Regions from separate parts of the Homo sapiens genome. Here all the other regions are linked to region 3. Evidence: read pairs that join two places in POLR2A ChIA-PET (ENCODE). Cell type or tissue: HepG2. All regions are shown on one strand.

Region 1 (4,000 bases), 120 kb before region 3:
ACCTTGATCCCTAGAGTGACTGGCAGAGTAAGAGAAGGGGAGAGATAATAGGTGTGATTATTTTAATATGGAGGTGGGAGTGTGGTTGGAGATAGAAAGGCTCCTCCCCACCATGTAATGGCTTCCTCTCAGAATTTTATTCCAGGCTAGCTTGCTGCAGGTCTGGGTAGTTGGATCATGGCTCCACTGGGATTGGGGTGGAAAGCTTGAGGGGAGTAGGGTTCCAGCTCTGGGACATTGTGCTCAGGAATTTGAAAACGCTGCTATACTTACTCTGGTTACTACATTTCTTCCACTCCCCTTTCCCCTACCTGCCTTAACCAAGGCTCATACTGTCCTGTCCTTACCCTCAGATGGAGCCAGGAAGCTCAGTGAAAGGCTTCCCTACCCTTTGCACTAGTGTCTCTGCAGGTTGCTGGTTGTGTTGTATGTGCTGTTCCATGGTGTTGACTGCACTAATAATAAACCTTTTACTCAACTCTCTAAATTCTTCAGCATTACTCCCTTTCTTGAGAAGGTTTCCCCTCTGCTTTTGCCTTTCTCTCACCTTAATTCCCTTTCTTCCTTACTTTGTTACCTACCCTTATCTTAGTGCTAACTTCTCTTTCAGGAGGATGTCTGGGAGTAGTGTGCACTTCACAGCTGCTTTCCCATGTACCCTCCTGCATTCTTCCCTCCTATCTCCTGTTCTGTAGCAGCCAAAGCTCTCTAGTGATCTGAACTGTGTGCTTCCCAGGGTCTGCCTTTATCCTAAATTCCATGTCTTCCCTGAGTGGTCCTGAGTTTTTGGGATAATTTCTACAGAAGATATGTATATATCTTTTTCCTTTGTCCCACAAGCAACTTTGCTTTAGAATCTAGAATTCCTTTGCAGGCAGAGAAGTCTCTACCTCCCAGTGTTTCCTAGCTAAGAACGTAAATGTGAGGAGGGAAATGTACTTGCAGAGGTTTCATAATTATTTACTTATAAAAATAGTCTTCATAGCCGGGCGCGGTGGCTCACGCCTGTAATCCCAGCACTTTGGGAGGCCGAGGTGGGTGGATCACAAGGTCAGGAGTTCGAGACCATCCTGGCTAACACAGTGAAACCCCGTCTCTACTAAAAATACAAAAAATTAGCCGGGCGTGGTGGCAGGCACCTGTAGTCCCAGCTACTTAGGAGGCTGAGGCAGGAGAATGGCGTGAACCCGGGAGGCAGAGCTTGCAGTGAGCAGAGATTGGGCCACTGCATTCCAGCCTGGGCGACAGAGCAAGGCTCCGTCTAAAAAAAAAAAAAAAAAAAAAAGTCTTCATAGGCCGGGCACGGTGGCTCACGTCTGTAATCCCAGCACTTTGGGAGGCCAAGGTGGGTGGATCACAACGTCAGGAGATCGAGACCATCCTGGCTAACATGGTGAAACCCTGTCTCTACTAAAAATATAAATAAATTAGCCGGACAGGCGCCTGTCCTCCCAGCTACTCAGGAGGCTGAGGCAGGAGAATGGTGTGAACCTGGGAGGCGGAGCTTGCAGTGAGCTGAGATCACGCCACTGCACTCCAGCCTGGGCAACAGAGCAAGACTCCGTCTCAAAAAAAAAAAAAAAAAAACCAGTCTTCATAAGTATTTGCTGCTACCTTTCCCTGTCATAAGAAAAAGGATAGCCAGACATGGTGGGACGCCACTATGATCCCAGCTCCTTGGAAGGCTAAGGCACAAGAATCGCTTGAACCTGGGAGGTGGAGGTTGCAGTGAGCTGAGATCATGCCACTGCACTCCAGCCTGGTGACAGAGCAAGAGCCTGTCTCAAAAAAAAAAAAGAAAAGAAAAGAAAAAGGGATATCTTTTCCTCCTCCCAGAAGTTTGTTTTAAATTTGAGCATTTATCATGCACCTGATGTAAACCTAATAGTACTCTTGATACTCTAGTGGCTTGAAAAAAAAAAAAAAGGCATTTCTGTGCTGAGTCTGCGCTTCTATGCACACAAGGTATGTTTATAAAATACTGATAAGCATGTCACAGTATAGAGCATAAGAGGCAATGTATGTATCCTAGTGACATTAGCAGTGCTTTTCCCCCCTTAAACTCCTTTAAAATTACTTTTAGAACTTGCTGCTCATTCTTGTGAATGTTATGAATGGTGTCATATTGTCCTTTTACAGAAGATACGATTTTTAGAAACAAATATTCATTGAATGTCTGCCCTGTGAGATACTCACTAGAGTGAACATGAGGAGGCTTATGTAGCAAAATGGCACCTACCTGCAAAGAACTTAGTCCCTAATGGAGATGAATATATAATAAGGGATCATAAATGTGCTAAGTGGATTTACTAGTAATATGTGAGCCAAGGACGATAAAGCTCCTGATTCTGATGGGTATCAGGAAAGGCTTTTCAGGAAGTGTTACTTGTTATAGGTCAGAGGTCAGCAAACTACAGGTTACAACCCCACTGCCTGCTTTTGTAAAAAACTTTATTGGAATACAGTTATGCCCACTTGTTTATATATTGTCTGTGGCTGCTTTCACATTACAACAGCAGGGTTAAGTAGCTGGAACAAAGCCTAAAATACTTGGTCTTTTACAGAAAAAAATTTGCCAACCTGTTCTAAACTTTTAAGGTCAGGAGAACTGGGGGAAGGAGGGAGTAGAAAGAACACTGTCACCCAGACTGGAGTGCAGTGGCACCATCATATAGCTCACTGTAGCCTCAAACTCCTGGGCTCTAGTGGTCTTCCCACTTCAGCTTCTGGAGTAGCTGGGGCTACTGCACCTGGAATTGTCTTAATCTGTTTTAATACTAGTAAAATTTTTTTTGTTTCATCTCTTTCAGTGACTTTGATACACTGTCTTAATTTTTTTTTTTTTTTTTTTTTTTTTTTTAGATAGGGTCTGGCTCTGTAGCTGAGGCTGGAGTGCATGACGTAATTTTGGCTCACTGCAACCTCCACCTCCCAGGCTCAAGTGATCCTCCTACCTCAGCCTCTTAGGTAGCTGGGACCACAGGCATGCGCCACCACACCGGGCTAATTTTTTGTATTTTTTGTAGAGATGGGGTTTCACCATGTTGCTGAGGCTGGTCTCAAACTCCTGAGCTCAAGGAATCCACCTGCCTTGGCCTCCCAAAGTGCTGGGATTACAAGTGTGAGCCACTGCACCTGGCTTCATTGTCTTAATTTTTTACTTCAGTATATACATTGGAAAAATAAAAATATTTTTGACATTACCTAAATAACAAGTGTTTACAATTAACAATGTATAATGAATAATCTACTACAAACCCATGTTTACATTACCCTAATTGTCCCAAGAAAAGTCTTTTTTTTTTTTTTGACACAGGATCTCACTCTTGTCACCTAGGCTAGAGTGCAGTGGCACAATCACGACTCACTACAGCTCACTATAGCCTTGACCTCCTGCTGGGCTCAAGCAGTCCTCCCATCTCAGCCTCCCAAGCAGCTGGGACCACAGATGTGCACCACCATGCCCAGCTGATTTGTTTCTTGTATATTTTGTAGAGACAGGGTTTCACCATGTTGCCCAGGTTGGTCTCAAACTCCTGAGCTCAAGTGATCTGCCCACCTCAGCCTCCCAAAGTGTTGGGATTACAAGTGTGAGCCATTGCACCTGTCTGAAAAGTCCTTTTGTAGCTAATTTGTGTCTAAACCTGGGTCCAATCCAGGACCACGAATTACATCAGGTTATTTCTCTTTTACCCTCTATCTGGGTTCATGAAACCACCTTTTTTTGTGTAACCCTAATTTGTTGAAAAGATTGGCCAGGCGCGGGGGCTCATGCCTGTAATCCCAGCACTTTGGGAGGCCGAGGCGGGCGGATCACGAGGTCATGAGATCGAGACCATCCTGGCTAACATGGTGAAACCCCGTCTCTGCTAAAAATATAAAAAAAAAAATTAGCCAGGCGTGGTGGCGGGCGCCTGTAGTCCCAGCTACTCGGGAGGCTGAGGCAGGAGAATTGCGTGAACCCAGGAGGCGGAGCTTGCAGTGAGCCGAGATCGTGCCA
Region 2 (4,000 bases), 150 kb before region 3:
GACTCTTCCAGGTCACCCCACCCTGAGGGACCCAGAGGCATCCCTGCCCAGACATCCACACTCAGCTCAGGGTTCTGTGGCCTGGAATGGATGAGACAGCAAGTCAGCCTCCCTTGTGTTCTCTATCAACCCGCTTTGAGAGGCTCCCAGGGATTTTAGGGGGAATGGGGGGACTAGCCACTGACTGGAGATCCTGGGACCCAGAAACCATGGAATGTCATTCTTAGGAAGATCTGTGAGTTGTCCATTTTCTGCCACTGGGGGGGACAGAAAAAAAAGGACGACAACCAAAAGGGCTACGAATGGCTGGGCACGGTGGCTCACGCCTGTAATCCCAGCACTTTGGGAGGCTGAGGTGGGTGGATCACCTGAGGTTGGAAGTTCGAGACCAGCCTGACCAAAATGGTGAAACCCCGTCTCTACTAAAATTGCAAAAATTAGCCCGGCGTGGTGGTGTGTGCCTGTAATCCCAGCTACTCAGGAGGCCGAGGCAGGAGAATCGCTTGAACCGGGGAGGCAGAGGTTACAGTGAGCCAAGATCACACCACTGCACTCCAGCCTGGGCGACAGAGCGAGACTCTGTCTCAAAAAAAAAAAAAAAAAAAAAAGAAAAGAAAAGAAAAAAGAAGTCTACGAATTTGGAGCCAAATCAGCCCAGAGACACTGAACAGTGATACTAAGAGCAAGAAATTTAAGGGCTTAGAGATTTGGAGGAGGAGAGAATTAGAAGGCAACGGAGGGCTAGGGTGGTAGTTCACATCTGTAGTCCCAGCACTTTGGGAAGCTGAGGCAGGCAGATCGCTGAGCTGAGCCCAGGAGTTTGAGACCAGCCTGGGCAACACAGCGAAACCCTTGTCTCTGTAAAAAATTTTTAAAATTAGCCGGCTGTGGTGGTGTGTGCCTATGGTCCCAGCTGCTCAGGAGGCTGAGGTGGGAGGATGGCTTCAGCCTGGGAAGCAGAGGTTGCAGTGAGCCGTGAATGTGTCACTGCACTTTAGCCTGGGTGACAAAGCGAGACCCCCAGTCTCAAGAAAAGAGAGAGAAGGCAATAGAAGCATGAGAGGTTTTGAAGAGATACCAAGGAGCTCGGTTCTGAAGAATTTGTAACTCCAGGGATCTCGTGAGGAAGCCAGAACGAGGCAACTGGGGGCAAGCACTGAGAGGACCTGGGAGATGTGGCCCTGTGGAGTGGAGGAAGGGGTCAGTACCTGTGTGTGGAATTGTCTGCAGCTGGGGATGCAGCCCGTCCAGTCAGAGGCCCATGCTGTCCCAGGCGAAGCCCCTGAACTCGGCCTAGCCCCAGGCTGTGGAGAAGCCGCGCCAAGCCCCCTGCAGTCAGCGTCCCATTCTCGCCGTACAGGCCAAACAGCTGGGCCAGGTAATGGTTCTGCTCCTGCTCAGCAGGGCCCAGGTTGGGGACTGAGCCCCCTACCCAGCCCAAGACGACCCACACACAGAAGCCGGCCAGCAGATGACTCACTGGGGACCCCATCATTGGTGAGGGGAATAGCTTAGGGGCTCAGGTTCTGGCTCCTATTCTCCCCGAAACATCCTGAGGACTGTGCCCTGGAAGAATGAGGAATGGGCTGGAGCTGCGCTCTGCTCTCCAGCTCAGGTCCATGGGGGAGCCAGAGCTCCTTGCACCTGCTCCCCACCGAGTCCAGCAGCAGCCCCTACTGCAGCCTTCTTTCTCCCTTCACACTGCCTCCTGCGGGAGCAGCCTCTTGTTTGCTGGTTCCTGGAGCACCTCCCTGAGTCAGAGCTCTCCTCATACTTCATCCAGAGCTGACCGTCCATTCCTTGTCCCCTAAACCCCACCCCTCAACTTTGCCCCACCTCTTTATCCCCCCTCAATCCCCAGGGCCTCACCCCTACTGGCAACATAAGAGCTGTCACCTCAGGTCCCCTATTAGGCCTTGCTGTAGACGTTAAGCAGTTCCTGAGTCAGGGAAGGGGGAATCCAGGCTTAGCCTCCAGGTGTCCAGGTGGATCGGAGGCCACGTCACATAGAAGGCTGAGATGGACATGCACCCCCTCCTAGCCCACCTGCCTTGGGGCGGGGTCAGGGGTGGGGCCAGTGTGTGAAGGCTCACATAAGAGAGGAGTTAATGGTTCACTGGTCTCTGGGGTAGGGATCAAAAGTCAGTCTCTGCTGGGCCCCTGGGTAGGGAGGGGCCACCCTCTGCCCTGGGAAAGCCACATGGCTAAGGAGAACCTGGGCCTAGTCTTTTTCCTCTTAAATAATTCACCCTATCCTTAACACCATTAGTACCATTTTAGCCCTTTCCCTCATGTACTTCCACCCCACCTACCTTACAGTCTAGCACTAAACTTCATCTCCAACCCCCATCCCCATATTCCTTGGGAAGGTTGGACCCAGGTGTCCCTAACCTGGGGAGGAGGGGGGAAAAGGCAGATCAGTGGCAAGCCCAGATGCATGCATGGGAAATAAACTGTTCTTAGCAGTTTCTCACCCCAAGAAGAGAAAGAGCCAGAGCTCTAGGGATCGATGACCAAGAAAGGGGAAGCCCTGCGGGGGGAGAGGAAACAAGGATCTGGGCTCTCCTCTGATGTCTGACCTGGCCTAAAATCAGGCAAGCAAAGTCTGATCGGGGTGACTGGTCCAGGGGGTTGAGGTTGGCATTACCTGATAGCAGGAGACAAGGACACCCAGAGGAAGGGGGACACAACCTTCTTGGTTCCAGCTGGGGGGGCAGGCAGGCAGGCGGGCAAGGGTCACCTGCAGGGAGGGGGTAGGGGAGGGACACTACCTTAAAGGGGCAGGTCTGCTTTGCCTGGGCCTCCTTACCTGTAACCTATTTTCCTTCCACCTTCTAGGGACACCCCACCTTCCCAAATGCCTAGTTGCTAACCTCTTCCTTTTCCCACAGAAAGCAAAGGAGTCCAACACAGAGTAGAGTGGTAACATTTATTAGGAAGGAGAGACTTCAGTTAGACTCCCATGTCTCACACAGAAGAAACAGATGGTAACTGCCATTTCTTTCTTTCTTTCTTTCTTTCTTTCTTTTTTTTTTGAGATGGAGTTTCGCTCTTATTGCCCAGGCTGGAGTGCAATGGTGCAATTTCGGCTCACCTCAACCTCCGCCTCCCGGTTTCAAGAGATTCTCCTGCCTCAGCCTCCTAAGTAGCTGGGATTACAGGCATACGCCACCATGCCTGGCTAATTCTGTATTTTTAGTAGACACGGGGTTTCTCCATGTTGGTCAGGCTGGTCTTGAACTCCCGACCTCAGGTGATCCGCCCACCTCGGCTTCCCAAAGTGCTGGGATTACAAGCGTGAGCCACTGCGCCCAGCCAGTAACTGCCATTTCTAAAGAGGAAAGAGAGCAGGCAGAGGGTCCTGACTCCCAGGGGACAGGTAGTTCAGCTGGACAATGAGGGAGTATGAGATTAGGGTGGATAAGGACACTGCTCACCACCCTCCACTGAAGTTCAGTGGCTAAAATACTGCTACACCAGCCAATCAGTGGAAGGCTATCTTGCTCTCCAGGGGACACTTGGGATGTGGTTGGTGGCAGGAAGAAAGAATGTCATGCTATCTCTTGCTGCTCCTCCGGGTTTCTTTGCCGTTACTAACAGGGTTGCTGGAAGGGCCAGGCGGGCCTGCAGGTGTGTGGTTGGGCTGGCTTCGAGTGATTCGGGTGCTGGGTGGGTGGGAGGGAGTATGAGGGGGATGTGGGCCACCACCGGGACCTGGTGGGGCACTCAGTCCATTCCCATTCTGGTTCTCAGAGGCTAATTGTGGGAGGAGAAGAAACAAAGGAATTAGTTAACATAGGAGAGGGGTCCATCCCAAGGCCTGTCTCCATGCCCCAAAGAGTGGCACAGTCTTCACCATGCACAACTGCATCTTAATGCCAACTGGACCAAATGCAAAAGACTGTGGGCTGCGAGTATGAATGGAGCTCCAGAGAAGACTTACACGATCATTTAGGAAGTTGCTACATGAACCTCGGTACGGTATTTTTCTCTTGTAGTT
Region 3 (4,000 bases):
ATAAAGAGGAGCAGGTTGAGGAAGGAGGGTGGGCTCACTAACCTGCAGGAAGGAGAGGTCGGCATTGTGTCCCGTGAGCACAATCTCAAGGTTCCCCATCACCACCTCACACCTCTCGTAGAGCTTGTACAGTGTCTGGTATTGGTTCTCAGCATCGCCGGTCACACTCAGGCCATTCAGAGTCCCAGGACACACTGTTCAAAGCAGAGGGAAGAGTGGCTGAGGGCTGGACACAAATTCTCAGCCCATCTGCCATCCCCAAAGATCACCCCCTTGGTTGCCCTCTTCCAGTTACATTAGACAGGATCAGATGGCATTTGCCTCCAACCCTCCCACAAGCGATAGGCAGAAGCTGTAGTGGCCTGAGAGCTTTCTCTCTTCTCAGAATCCCCTTACCATTCCATGAATGGGAAGGTGAAAAGATTTCCTTTTTCAACCTGGGACCCCTCTGTGCTTCTTTTGGGTACTAAGGGGTTAACTGAGAAGGAAGACAGGGAATTTGTTTCTCTCCCTAGAAAAGAGAAGTTAGGAAAAGGCCGCAACTTTGATTACCCTCCTCTCCCCCTCCAACTAGGGCACTCACTTCTCTACCCTCATCCTGCCTCTCTCTAGGTCCTGGAATAAATATCTCTTTGGGACTAGTACACAGCCCCTATTGTGTCTACTGAGGGTGGGATGGGGGCAGAGGGTGGGGGCAGTGCCTGGGGCCACAGTCCAGCCCACAATGAGGCGATTCTATCCAGGAGGGGGGCTGCCCCACCCTGTCCCTAGACACCCCGTCCTCAGCAGCACTCCCCTCCACCCTCAAGCCTTGGGCTCAGACAAGTGACCTCAGTAGAGGGGGGAGCTCTGGCAGTGCTGGGGTGAGGGGGGGTCAATGGGAGCTTTGTCTTTAAAGCTGAAAGATAAGGAGCTAGTTGCCTCCCCGCCTTCCTAAACTCAGGGTTTCCTTCTCACTCTCTCCCCCATCCCAACACACTCTAGCAACCTCAGCATCACTTTCCAGCCCTAGAGTATTTTTCAGCAAATACAGAGGAACCTGGAGAGAGATAGTAGCAGATGCCCCATATTGAGCCTCCACACAATTTCATTGTTAGAAGAGGTTCATGAAAAAGCCTTTCACCATGGCAATCCTCACCCACACTAGGGGAGAGCCTAGACTAGAGGTACATGGCATGTCAGCCTTGGGAGTTCACTCTTCTTTGCAAATGTGGTGGACAACGGGCTATGGGAAGTCCTGGACTCTGAAGCCCTACCCCAGTCTCTTTCCTCTGGTTCAGGGAAAGACCATGTGTGGGGTGGGGAGTAGGGGGTAGATACCACCTGTTCCAGCCACCCTTCCCTGAGGCGGTGGTAGCTCAGTGGGAGGCAACAGTGGGAATGGAGGGAGGGAGACTGGTGAGGCCCCAATCCCTCCTATAACATACACCCCTAGTCTGACTTCTTGACCTTGGAGGGCTCCTTATCACTCCCCATGAAGGTTGGCTAGTCCCAGCAAAGAGAGCTAGTTCCAGAGGAGCTGGGAACTCCAGGGTCCTTGGGTTGAAATGAAAGAGACTAGGAAGGTTAGTCATTTCTGGAACAGCCCCACCCCAATCCCCTTCCTGGCAGGATACCCCCTTTCCCAAGTTATAGTGCCAACACTTCTCCCCAGATAAGGGAGGAGCCAAGCTTTCTGCACAGGGAAGTAGTAGTGTGGGCACACACATACACACACAATGTACACACGAACACGTACACATTGGTCCTGCTGGCTCAGGAATCTATAGTTGGGTTTCCTTGCAGGAAGTATTTCAGGTGGCCCCATCTATCCCACGTGCCCATAAGTGTTTGTGCAGACTTTGTGTCTGTGCTTGGAAGGCTACAGTGTTAGAGGTAGCCCAGTTCCCTGCTACCCTGAGGGTAAAGTCCATATTACACAAACAGGGGGCAAAGGGCCTGGGCAGGAAGGGAGCACAAACAACACCTCTGGGGAGGAGCTAGGCAGCTTGGGGAGCAGGGCAGGGGAAGGGAATCATAAAAATCCCTGCTGTACCCAGGAACCGGGAGCATAGGGAGGGGCAGTGTCACAGGCCCTCCTTTGGTAGAGAGCACTAGGGGTGGGATAGAGCCAGAATCTCCAGCCCCTCCTCAACCAGAGGCCTCCCCTCCAACATCCCCCACCCCCATCACAGCCAGGACAAAGGGGCTATAGAAGGACTGAGACAGGGCCGGATGCCCAGAGGCTGCAGGACCCAGATAAAGGGTAAAGAGACCCAACCATGCCTGCCTCCTGCCTCCCCAGGGAGGGTGGCCAGACTCTGGTACTCCTGGGTTTCTGGGTGAAGATTGCAGGAGTCTGGATGGGACAGTTATACAGTCACTCCACTGCTCCCTCCCACGCCAGTCCCCAGACCACCCCCCTCCACCAGCTGGGAGTGTTCACATCTAAAAATCCCAGGATCTAAATTTAGGCCCAGCAACTGTGAGGGAAGCACAGGTGGTTTCTTCCACTCCCACACTGGGGAAGGGGCCCTGGCTGTGCCAAACCCCAAGCTGAGATCTGAGGGGAGGGGAGGAGATCCACAGAACTTCAGTCCTCAGGTGTCCACGGTCCCAGAGACACCCCAAAGGGGTGGGCTCAGATAGCATGGGAGTCGGGGGAGGACTGGAGAAGAGCAATCCGGGGCTCTGTCTAGGGTCCTAGAGACAGTGTCAGACAATAAGCAAAATGGGGGCGGGAGGCACAAGCTGAGCCCAGGAAGGACTCCCCAAGGCAGGAGGCTTAGAAAGTAGCAGAGGTGCCCTCTTGATCCTCAGGTTGGGGAGAGAAAAGACCAGAGGCTGGACATCCTTGCCCTTACAGCTCCTGGCCCAGGGCCTTGTGTATAGTAGATGCTCAATAAATATGAGTTGTGTTGACCTGGGTCTTGACAAAGAGATGTTGCTTAAGCTCTGCTATACTGAGGAAAGGGGGCGCCAGCCTCTGTTGGGCCTCCTGCCTGATGTCACCTGAACTTGGCCCTCTGGTTAATCTCAGACCTCCCCAGGGCAGGCTCACTCACGGAAGAGGAGGTGCCGCTCCTGTTTTTCCAACACCAGAGAACAACAACCCCCTCCAACCTTCTGTAGCTCCGCCCTGTCGGCAAAACAACGAAACTAGGGGTAGCTGAAATCGGCGCGGGTGGGGGGCAGGGGGTTGGCGAGCAAACCGAGACCCTTCCCGCCAAGGCCCCCACCTCCAAGCACCTCCTGTTTACAGAATGAAGTTCCCTGCTCCCCTCCCTGCAGGGCCCCTCAGAAGTGTGAACTACTGTTTCGGCCTCAGCCTCTTCTGGGGAGACCAATTAGAGGGTCGGCGACGCTCTGGAGAAGGGTGGCGTGAGGGTCCCGGAATGCCGCCCTCGGCCGGACCACGCCGATAACCCGAGCCTGACCGCCCCTCTCCCAGGTGGTCCTGGCAAACCGGGGGCAGCACCCACAACCCCGCGCCGCCTGAGACCGTGCCCATACCCTCCGAGGCTGCGCGCACTGGGTTCCGGCTCCCAGGTGCCGAGCCCGCCGGTGCTCTCGCGCCACTTACCTGCCTGAGAGTTGCCCACCTCGGAGCCCCGGGCCAGGCTGAAAAGCAAGCCCAGCACCTGCAGAGCGTCGTTCGCCCTCATGACTCCGCAGAGGGTGAAGGGAGCCCAGCCAAGTCCGGCCCGGGGGCCCCTAGGCTAGGACATCGAGGCAAGAGCCACCTGAACCGCTGGCGAATTGGTGGCTGCTGCGGCGACGGCAGCGGAGGTTGCAAATTGCAATCGGAGCCGGAGCCGGAGTCCGGGGAGGGATGGCAGGGGAGGGGTGTGTGTGTGTGAGAGAGAGAGAGAGAGGGAGGGAGGAACGCAGAGGGAAGGGGGTGAGTCACGGCCGCGCCCCCTCCCGCGCGAGGCTGGAGTAGGGATTGCGGAGCCTCGGACCGCCTGCCCCGAGCGTGCCACGCCCCGCGGTCCCGCAACTTGGCGGAGCAGATCGAGGA

Evidence for each region. Peaks named below come from ENCODE experiments on the same cell type or tissue, not always from the same donor. Only the 100,000 strongest peaks of a DNase experiment are listed, where the experiment ranks them.
Region 1: POLR2A ChIA-PET joins it to region 3 with 5 read pairs; 4 of 35 experiments call an interaction of 5 or more read pairs at or near these places.
Region 2: POLR2A ChIA-PET joins it to region 3 with 9 read pairs; 7 of 35 experiments call an interaction of 5 or more read pairs at or near these places.

Annotation. Positions count from the first base shown.
Region 1 is chr12:56,200,988-56,204,987 of GRCh38, reverse strand. It overlaps RNF41 (ring finger protein 41), which reads left to right. Exons shown (of 7, transcript NM_005785.4): 7 at 1-2,809. Among named protein-coding and RNA genes, the nearest start is that of TRS-CGA4-1, 13 kb to the right of the region's middle. In HepG2, no CTCF peak of the experiment used is centred here; no DNase peak of the experiment used is centred here.
Region 2 is chr12:56,228,770-56,232,769 of GRCh38, reverse strand. NABP2 (nucleic acid binding protein 2) reads right to left here. Exons shown (of 7, transcript NM_024068.4): 7 at 2,916-3,756. The coding sequence ends at 3,557. It overlaps SLC39A5 (solute carrier family 39 member 5), which reads right to left and starts at 2,719. Exons shown (of 13, transcript NM_173596.3): 1 at 2,648-2,719; 2 at 2,475-2,530; 3 at 1,897-1,939; 4 at 1,209-1,566; 5 at 1-81. The coding sequence starts at 1,495. In HepG2, no CTCF peak of the experiment used is centred here; a DNase peak (open chromatin) is centred at 2,109; H3K4me3 peaks cover 1,998 bases.
Region 3 is chr12:56,079,945-56,083,944 of GRCh38, reverse strand. It overlaps ERBB3 (erb-b2 receptor tyrosine kinase 3), which reads right to left and starts at 3,780. Exons shown (of 28, transcript NM_001982.4): 1 at 3,563-3,780; 2 at 43-194. The coding sequence starts at 3,644. RefSeq lists an enhancer at 3,133-4,000. In HepG2, CTCF peaks have their summits at 2,970 and 3,891; DNase peaks (open chromatin) are centred at 714, 1,894, 3,004 and 3,884; H3K4me3 peaks cover 3,600 bases.